Linked DNA regions of Homo sapiens: region 1 is linked to region 2. Evidence: read pairs that join two places in POLR2A ChIA-PET (ENCODE). Cell type or tissue: HepG2. All regions are shown on one strand. Each heading gives the region's core, and the rest is flanking DNA. Links, peaks and the distances in the headings are about the cores only. Region 1 holds the start of LOC124904633 (a long non-coding RNA gene). Region 2 overlaps MARCHF2 (membrane associated ring-CH-type finger 2).

Region 1 (4,379 bases), core at 317-4,316, 100 kb after region 2:
CCAGGATGGAGTGCAGCAGTGAGATCATAGCTCACTGCAGACTCCAACTCTTAGGCTCATGATATTCTCCCCTCTCAGCCTCCTAAATAGCTGGGACTATAGGCACACACCACCATGCCCAGCTAATTTAAAAAGAATTTTTAGGCTAGGCGCGGTGGCTCACGCCTGTAATCCTAGCACTTTGGGAGGCTAAGGTGGGCTGATCACGAGGTCTGGAGTTTGAGACAAGCCTGGCCAACATAGTGAAACTCTGCCTCTACTAAAAATACAAAAATTAGCCAGGCATGATGGCGTGTGCCTGTAGTCCCAGCTACTCGGGAGGCTGAGGCAGGAGAATTGCTTCAACCTGGGAGGTGGAGGTTACAGTGAGCCAAGATCACGCCACTGCACTCCAGCCTGGGCAACAGAGCAAGACACCGTCTCAAAAAAAAAAAAAAAAAAAAGGCCGGGCGCGGTGGCTCACACCTGTAATCCCAGCAGTTTGGGAGGCCGAGGCGGGTGGATCACGAGGTCAGGAGTTCCAGACCAGTCTGGCCAACATGGTGAAACCTTGTCTCTACTAAAGATAAAATTAGCTGGGCATGGTGGTGCATGCCTGTAATCCCAGCTACTGGGGAGGCTGAGGCAGGAGAATCTCTTGAACCCAGAAGGTGGAAAGTTGCAGTGCGCTGAGACCGCACCATTGCACCCCAGCCTGGGCAACAGGGCTAGACTCTGTCTCAAAAAAAAAAAAAAAAAAAAAATCTAGGCGTGGTAGCACACGCCTGTAGTCCCAGCTACTCAGGGGGCTGAGGCAGGAGAATCGCTTGAACCCAGGAGGTGGATGTTGCAGTGAGCCAAGATCATGCCACTGCACTCCAGCCTGGGTGACAGAGCGAGACTGTCTCAAAAAAAAAAAAAAAAAGAAAGAATTTTTGGTAGAGACAGGATCTTGCTATGTTGCCCAGGCTGATCTTGAACTCAAGTGATCCTCCTGCCTTGGCCTACCAAGAGTGCTTGGATTACAGGTGTGAGCCATCTTGCCTGGCCAGGAGTGGCTTTGCAGGGGCAAGTTTCCCTCCTCCTATCCTCTGTAGGAGAGCTTCTGTGGGTACGTCTTGGTGGATAAATAAGAGCTCAACGAATGGAATGGGAATTTGAGAGAGAAGCAGAGAAAACGGCCCAAAGGCCTGGAGGTAAGAATAAATTTTGTGAATTGGGAAAATAAGATGTAGTTTGAGGCCAGGCGCCGTAGCTCATGCTTGTTAATCCCAGCACTTTCGGAGGCCGAGACGGGCGGGTCACCTGAGGTCAGGAGTTCGAGACCAGCCTGAACAACGTGGTGAAACCCTGTCTCTACTAAAACGATACAAAAATTAGCCGGGCGTGGTGGCGGGTGCCTGTAATCTCAGCTACTCGGGAGGCTGAGGCAGGAGAATCGCTTGAATCCAGGAGGTGAAGGTTGCAGTGAACCGAGATCGCTCCACTGCACCCCAGCCTGGGAGACAGAGTTGGACTCCATCTCAAAAAAAAAAAAAAAAAAAAAAAGATGTAGTTTACAGGGCAGGAGTGTAGGGTAGGAGGAGAGAAGATGTCAGTGGTTAGCTGGGTTTGGGTTTTGAAGGGCTCTGAATGCCAAACTAAGTTTAGCCTTTATTCTGCGGGAGATGTGGAGCTACGGAGAGTCCTGGACAGAGAAGTGAGTGGTAAACTGTGTTTGTTAGATTTCGTTTGCTGAAGGTCTGGCTTAGGCCATGGGACCCACAACAGACAAGGGAATATAGCAAGGGACGCAGCTCCTCACCTCTGGGGGGCGCAGGGGCCGCCCGGGTAGGGGCTTGGGACGACCTCCGAGGTTTTCCCTTGGCCATTCCCTTCCGCGTAGGCTCTGAAAGAAGAGTGTCAGGGAGTTGAATGACAGACAGACCACGCTCTTTGCCCCGCCCACAAATCTAGTCCATTCTGAGGCTCCGCCGCACCCCGCCCCCTCAGGCTCTCCCATTAGCACCGCCCCTTAGGTACAGTTACACTGGCTCCGCCCACTAATTGGCCTCGCCCCCCAAGGGCCCAACACCTCACTGGCCTTGCTCTTTGGGCCCGCCCACTTTAGGTCACTCCTTCATCACTACCCAGTTCCAGGGTTGCCGCTCTGGCCGCACCCCTCTACATTTCTCGCCCCCGCATTGGTCATGTCTTCTCCTTAACAGTCTTTCTCTCTCTCTAGACCCGCCCCTTCCTTGCTGTTGCCCTCTCTGGTCCAGCCTGCTGGCCCCGCCCCACTATTTTGATTGGTTTCCTCCATGGCCACGTCCCTCCTCCACATTTCACGCCCACTAATTGGTTGCGGCCTTTGTTTAAAAGTCTGTCTCTCTGGCCGGGCGCAGTGGCTCACGCCTGTAATCCCAGCACTTTGGGAGGCCGAGGCGGGTGGAGCATGAGGTAATGAGTTCAAGACCAGCCTGGCCAAGATGGTGAAACCCCGTCTCTACTAAAACTACAAAAATTAGCTGGGCGCGGTGGCAGGCGCCTGTAATCCCAGCTACTCGGGAGGCTGAGGCAAGACAATCGCTTGAACCCGGGTGGCGGAGGTTGCGGTGAGCCAAGATCGTGCCACAACACTCCAGCCTGGGCGACAGAGTGAGACTCCGTCTTAAAAAAACCACAAAACTCAAAAGTCTCTCTCTCTCTCTCTGTAGACACTCCCCTTCCTGGCCTTCGTCCACTCTTAACCAGCCTCGCTGGCCCCGCCCCCTCTGCCCTAGTTCCGCGCAGACTCACTGGAGCTCTTGGGCAGCCCATCGCCCACGCTGACCGTGAGGGTCCGACCGCCAACCTTGAGCACTGCCAAGTCGCCGAAGCCGCGGGAGAAGGTGACGCTGCGGGTGCCGCCACCGCCCCAGCCCTCCTTCTTCACCCGAAACTGTAGTCTATGGGGAGAGAAGAAAGCTTGGGGGCGCTGGCTGAGGTCCCCCGCCCCACCCAACTCTCGCTGGTTGGGGCAGGGGCGGGGCCGCGGCCGGGGCCGAAGCGCAGTTCGGCCGGGTCGGTGGGGCGGGAGAGGGTGCGCCGCGCCGAGACCACCCCGAGATGGTGCTGGGGTTGGCGGGGCCGTACGTGTCGCTGAAGGTGAGGGGCAGGGGCCTCCGCGTCGCCTCCTCGAAGCGCTTGCACAGAAGGCTGACAAACTCGGTCTTGAAGACGCTCTCCAGGAAGCTGTCGGCGGCATCCTCTTGGAGGATGAAGAAGTCGTCCTGTCGCGTGCTGGGGAGGGGCGGGTGAGAGCGTCAGGTGGGACACAGGTGAGGGCGACAGGTGAGAGAGACAGATGAAGGTGGCTGAAGGTGGATTTAGGGAAGGGTCAGCTAAGGGCCAAGTCAGCGGTGACCAGGTAGGAGAAAAAGGGGGATGTGGCAAGGAGTGGAAGAGGTGGTTACAGAAGAGGGCCAGGTGAGGTCTAGTAAGAGGGTAAGGTGCAGGACGGAAGGATTTGGCATCTAAGGATCATGAGCATAGGGGGCAGGTGAACATGACAGGTGGGGCCAACAGAGGGCTACAGGCATGGCACCAGGTAAGATTGTCAGGGTAACAGACGGGGTCACTAGAATGAGGGCAGCCAGGGGACAGGTGAGAGTGACTGTGCGGCAGGTAAGGACCTGGCTTCACCTGAGGGAGACTCCCCGCAGAGCCTGGATGTCCACTTTCTTCTTCAAGACTTCACACACCTGGCCCTTCTCAGGTCCCTTCTTCACTTTCTCTCGCCCAATCACATACACACACTTGGGCGTCAGGATCAAGTCCCGCTTGATGGGCTGTGGGGATGCAGGATTAGAGGCTGATGCCTGTAGCCTGGCCAGCCTGGCCACAGAGGATCCACCCCAGGCAGAGGGGTGGTGCTGGCAGGTCAGGTGAGGAAGGTGGGAGCCCTCCAGGTGAAGGTGTATGAGTCGTCTGTTTTGTAGACAGGGTCTCACTCTGTCGCTCAGGCTGGAGTGCAGTGGTGCCATCATAGCTCACTGCAACCTCCCCCTCCTGGGCTTGAGTGATCCACCTGCCTCAGCCTCCTGAGTAGCTGGGACCACAGGTGCGCACCACCATGCCCAGCTAATTTTGGTATTTTTTGTAGATTCAGGGTTTTGCCCTGTTGCCCAGGCTGGTCTTGAGCTCCTGATCTCAAGCAAACTGTCCTCCTTGGCCTCCCAAAGGGTTGGGATTACAGGTGTGCGCCACCACGCCTGGCCATGAGTTGTTATATAAGAAACAGAAGGAGGGCTGGGTGCCATGGCTCACGCCTGTAATCCCAGCATTTTGGGAGGCCGAGGCGGGCAGATCATGAGGTCAGGAGTTTGAAACCAGGCTGACCAACATGGTGAAACCCCGTCTCTACTAAAAATACAAAAATT
Region 2 (4,379 bases), core at 65-4,064:
ATGCATCGTCTCCTTGAATCCTCACTGGCCCTACAGAGGCCCATTTTACAGATGGTGCAAACTGAGGCTCAGAGATGTAAATGGTCTAGTGGTCCCTACAGCCTTGACAAGAGGGGACTCAAACCTTAGTCCGTCAGGCTCATTAACCTTGCCCCTAACCTCCGCACTGGCCTGTTCCCAGGCTCCTGGAACCATGGGCCTCAGGCCCTGAGGATACGGGGCTCCCGGTGGCCATGACGACGGGTGACTGCTGCCACCTCCCCGGCTCCCTGTGTGACTGCTCCGGCAGCCCTGCCTTCTCCAAGGTCGTGGAGGCTACGGGCCTCGGACCGCCCCAGTATGTGGCACAGGTGACTTCAAGGGATGGCCGGCTCCTCTCCACCGTCATCCGTGCCTTGGACACACCGAGGTGAGTGGTGACTGCGTGGATATCCTGGCCTTTGTTGCCTCTTCTCTCTGGGCGCAGTGAGTTTCTCCCAGCCTGGGGTTAGAAGTCCAACCGTTGACAGAGGGCCAAGTGGGTAAATAGAGAAAGAGACACAAACAGTTATCGCCTTGTGGAAACAGAGGCCTAGCTTTGGCCGGGTCTGATTCTTTAGGAAAAGCTGAAATTCCAGATTATTATGTGAAATCTGAAGGTCAAATGTTGTCAAGTAACACACTTTTGGGAGGCAGTATAGGGGGCGGTCAGGAGTGCAGGCTGTGGGCTCAGTGCCTCGGCCCTGACCCTGAGTGGACACCTCTCTCTCTCCCAGAGTGACCTGGGACAAATTACTTCACCACTGTATCTCTCTTTTTTTTTTGAAACAGAGTCTCATTTTGTTGCCCAGGCTGGAGTGCAGTGGCGCAGTCTCAGCTCACTGAAACCTCCGCCTCCCAGGTTCAAGTGATTTTCCTGCCTTAGCCACCCGAGTAGCTGGGATTACAGGCACCCGTCACCACACCTGGCTAGTTTTTGTACTTCTAGCAGAGACGGGGTTTCGCCATGTTGGCCAGGCTGGTCTCAAACTCCTGACCTCAGGTGATCTGCCCGTCTCGGCCTCCCAAACTGCTGGGATTATAAGTGTGAGCCACCGTGCCCAGCCTCTTTTTAAATTTTTTTTTTTTTTTTTTTTTTTAGAGAGTCTTGCTTTGTCACTCAGGCTGGAGTACAGTGGCGTGATCTCGGCTCACTGCAACCTCCGCCTCCCGGATTCAAGCGATTCTCCTGCCTCAGCCTCCTGAGTACCTGGTTCTACAGGCACGCGCCACCACACCCAGCTAATTTTTGTATTTTTGGTAGAGATGGGGTTTCACCATGTTGGCCAGGCTGATCTTGATCTCTTGACCTCATAATCCACCTACCTCAGCCTCCCAAAGTGCTGGGATTACAGGCGTGAGCCACCGCGCCTGGCCGTGCTCAACAAATATTAAGGCTTTTTTTTTCCTCTCTTCTCTGAATTTGTTTTTTTGTTTTGTTTTGTTGTTTTGGAGACAGAGTCTCACTTTGTCACCCATGCTGGAGTGCAGTGGCATGATCTCAGCTCACTGCAACCTCTGCCTCCTGGGTTCAAGCGATTCTCCTGCCTCAGCCTCCCAAGTAGCTAGGATTACAGCCCCCCCGCCCCGACCATGCCCGACTAATTTTTGTATTTTTTTAGTAGAGACGGGGTTTCACCATGTTAGTCAGGCTGGTCTCCTGACCTCAGATGACCCACCCACCTCGGCCTCCCAAAGTGTTGGGATTACAGGCATGAACCACTGTGCCTGGCCTCTTCTCTGAATTTGCTCTCCCAAACTTTTTCACAGTTTCCCAGAACAAGCTCCAAACTGACATGATTCTTCCTCAAGATTCTCGTCACTTCTGTTTCCCTGGGTTGGTTTCCGGACAAAGGGTTCCTTTTTTGTTAACTTTGTTTGTGTGTGTACTTGGGGGAGGGTGGGATCGGGGTATGGGTTCAGAAAGGAGGCAGGCAGGCATGCCCTTTTGCCATTGCAGGAGGAAATAGCAGTCCAGGGACAGGACTGTTGAGAAAGCAGCCATGAGCAGCCTGTTGGGCTCTTTTTAAAGCCGCCCAACTCCACCCCGCAGCATGAGAATCTGAGAAAAGGATAGAAAACAGTCATTTCCAGGCAGGCGTGGTCGCTCATGCCTGTAGTCCCAGCACTTTGGAAGTCCAAGGCTGAAGGATCGCTTGAGCCCAGAAGCTCAAGACCAGCCTGGTCAACATAGTGAGACCCCCCTCTCTAGAAAAAGTTAAAAAATATTAGCTGTGTGGCGTGGTGCCACCTGTAGTCCCAGCTACTCGGGAGACTGAGGCAGGAGGATCGCTCGAGCTAGGGAGTCCGAGGCTGCAGTGAGCTGTGATTGCACCACTGCACTCCAGCCTGGGTGACTCAAAAAAAAAAAAAAAAAAGAAAGAAAAAAAAATACAGTCTCTCTGAGAGGAAATTGGCGTTGTCTGGAAAATAGCTCTTCTTTGTGTGACCTCACAGTCTGCCTTCTGGCCAGAAATGTTTGGGAAACAGTGACTCATGGCTGTTTGGCCTCTGGGCCACGCCCCCTGCCTCCTGAGCTGCCCTGGGAAGGACCCGGCATCCCCAGAGACTGGGCCAGGGCTGGAGACTTTTCCGAGGCAGCTTTCTGCAGATGCTTTTTATTTCTATTTCCCCCTCACAAGGGCAGAGGAGCAGGTGAGCACTTCTCTCTGGATGCACAGGTTTCTCAGGTAGCACGGGCTTCAGGTGTGATTAGATCCAGGGGCCCGCAAAGATGTCCTTAAGAATCTACCTTTCCCAGGCCTTGCGCAGTGGCTCACGCCTGTAATCCCAGCACTTTGGGAGGCCGAGGCGGGTGGATCACGAGGTCAGGAGATCGAGACCATCCTGGCTAACACGGTGAAACCCCGTCTCTACAAAAAATACAAAAAATTAGCCGGGCGTGGTGGCCGGCGCCTGTAGTCCTAGCTACTCTGGAGGCTGAGGCAGGAGAATGGCATGAACCTGGGAGGTCGAGCTTGCAGTGAGCCGAGATCGCGCCACTGCACTCCAGCCTGGGTGACAGAGCAACACTGTCTCAAAAAAAAGAAAAAAAAAAATCTACCTTTCCCTGTCTCTTGGCTCTGCTCTCCTCTGTGCTGGCATCATTCACAGGCTCCACACAGACTAGGCAGCTGCAGGAGCTCCAGGCTTCTGTCAGCCTTGTGGCCGACAGTTCTGGAGTTTACGGGGAAACAAAGAATTTTAGGAATAGATTATCGGTGACTCTGATGGTATCATACAAGCCTGAGTTGGTTGCATGAGCAGGGGTGCGTGCTGTTCTATTTTCTTTTTCTTTTTTTCAAATGGTCTCACTCTGTTGTCCAAGCTGGAGTATAGTGGTACAATTATGGGTCATTGGAGCTTTGAACTCCTGGGCACATGTGATCCTCCTGCCTCAGCCTCCCAAGTAGCTGGGACCACAACATGTACCACCACGCCAAGATAAGTCTTTAAAAAAAATTTTGGGACCGGGCGTGGTGGCTCACGCCTGTAATCCCAGCACTTTGGGAGGCTGAGGCGGGCAGATCACGAGGTCAGGAGATTGAGACCATCCTGGCTAACACGGTGAAACCCCGTCTCTACTAAAATACAGAAAAAAAAAAAATTAGCTGGGCATGGTGGCATGTGCCTGTAGTCTCAGCTACTCGGGAGGCTGAGGCTACTCGGGAGGCTGAGGCAGGATAATCGCTTGAACCTGGGAGGTGGAGGTTGCAGTGAGCTGATATCACACCACTGCACTCCAGCCTGATGACAGAGCGAGACTCCATCTCAAAAAAAAAAAAAGAAAATTTTTTTTTTATAGAGATGAGATCTCACTAGGTTGCCCACACTGGCCTTGAACTCCTCGGCTCAAGTGATCCTCCCGCTTCAGCCTTCCAAAGTGCTAGAATTACAAGCATGAGCTACTGCTCCCGGCCTGGTGTTCTGACTGGTCCAGTATGAGGCCTGAGGTCATGAGGAGTGTTGTCTGCTCTGCCCTAGTCCTTGAGGATTTTTTTTTTTTTTTGAGACGGAGCCTCACTCTGTCACCCAGGCTGGAGTGCAGTGGTGTAATCTCGGCTCACTGTAACCTCTGCCTTCCAGGCTGAAGTGATACTCCTGCCTCAGCCTCCCCAGTAGCTGGGATTACAGGCACCTACCACCACGCCCAGCTAATTTTTGTATTTTTAGTAGAGACGGGGTTTCACCATGTTGGCCAGGCTGGTCTTGAAATCCTGACCTCATGATCCTCCTGCCTTGGCCTCCCAAAGTACTGGGATTACAGGAATGAGCCACCTCACCCAGCTGGTCTTTGAGGATTAAGAGTCGAGGATTGGGGGCCGGGTGCGGTGGCTCACGCCTGTAATCCCAGCACTTTG

The links. Peaks named below come from ENCODE experiments on the same cell type or tissue, not always from the same donor. Only the 100,000 strongest peaks of a DNase experiment are listed, where the experiment ranks them.
Region 1: POLR2A ChIA-PET joins it to region 2 with 6 read pairs; 27 of 35 experiments call an interaction of 5 or more read pairs at or near these places.

What each region holds. Positions count from the first base shown.
Region 1 is chr19:8,523,696-8,528,074 of GRCh38, forward strand. It overlaps MYO1F (myosin IF), which reads right to left. Exons shown (of 28, transcript NM_012335.4): 22 at 3,643-3,788; 23 at 3,094-3,240; 24 at 2,758-2,906; 25 at 1,784-1,867. LOC124904633 (a long non-coding RNA gene) reads left to right here and starts at 2,750. Exons shown (of 3, transcript XR_007067131.1): 1 at 2,750-2,849. RefSeq lists a silencer at 1,938-2,017 and an enhancer at 2,058-3,033. In HepG2, for the core only: a CTCF peak has its summit at 1,796 (motif pointing right); DNase peaks (open chromatin) are centred at 2,086 and 2,706; H3K4me3 peaks cover 2,004 bases.
Region 2 is chr19:8,421,608-8,425,986 of GRCh38, forward strand. It overlaps MARCHF2 (membrane associated ring-CH-type finger 2), which reads left to right. Exons shown (of 5, transcript NM_001005415.2): 2 at 182-409. The coding sequence starts at 234. Among named protein-coding and RNA genes, the nearest start is that of MARCHF2, 10 kb to the left of the region's middle. RefSeq lists an enhancer at 2,427-3,290. In HepG2, for the core only: no CTCF peak of the experiment used is centred there; DNase peaks (open chromatin) are centred at 594, 1,974 and 2,474; H3K4me3 peaks cover 1,403 bases.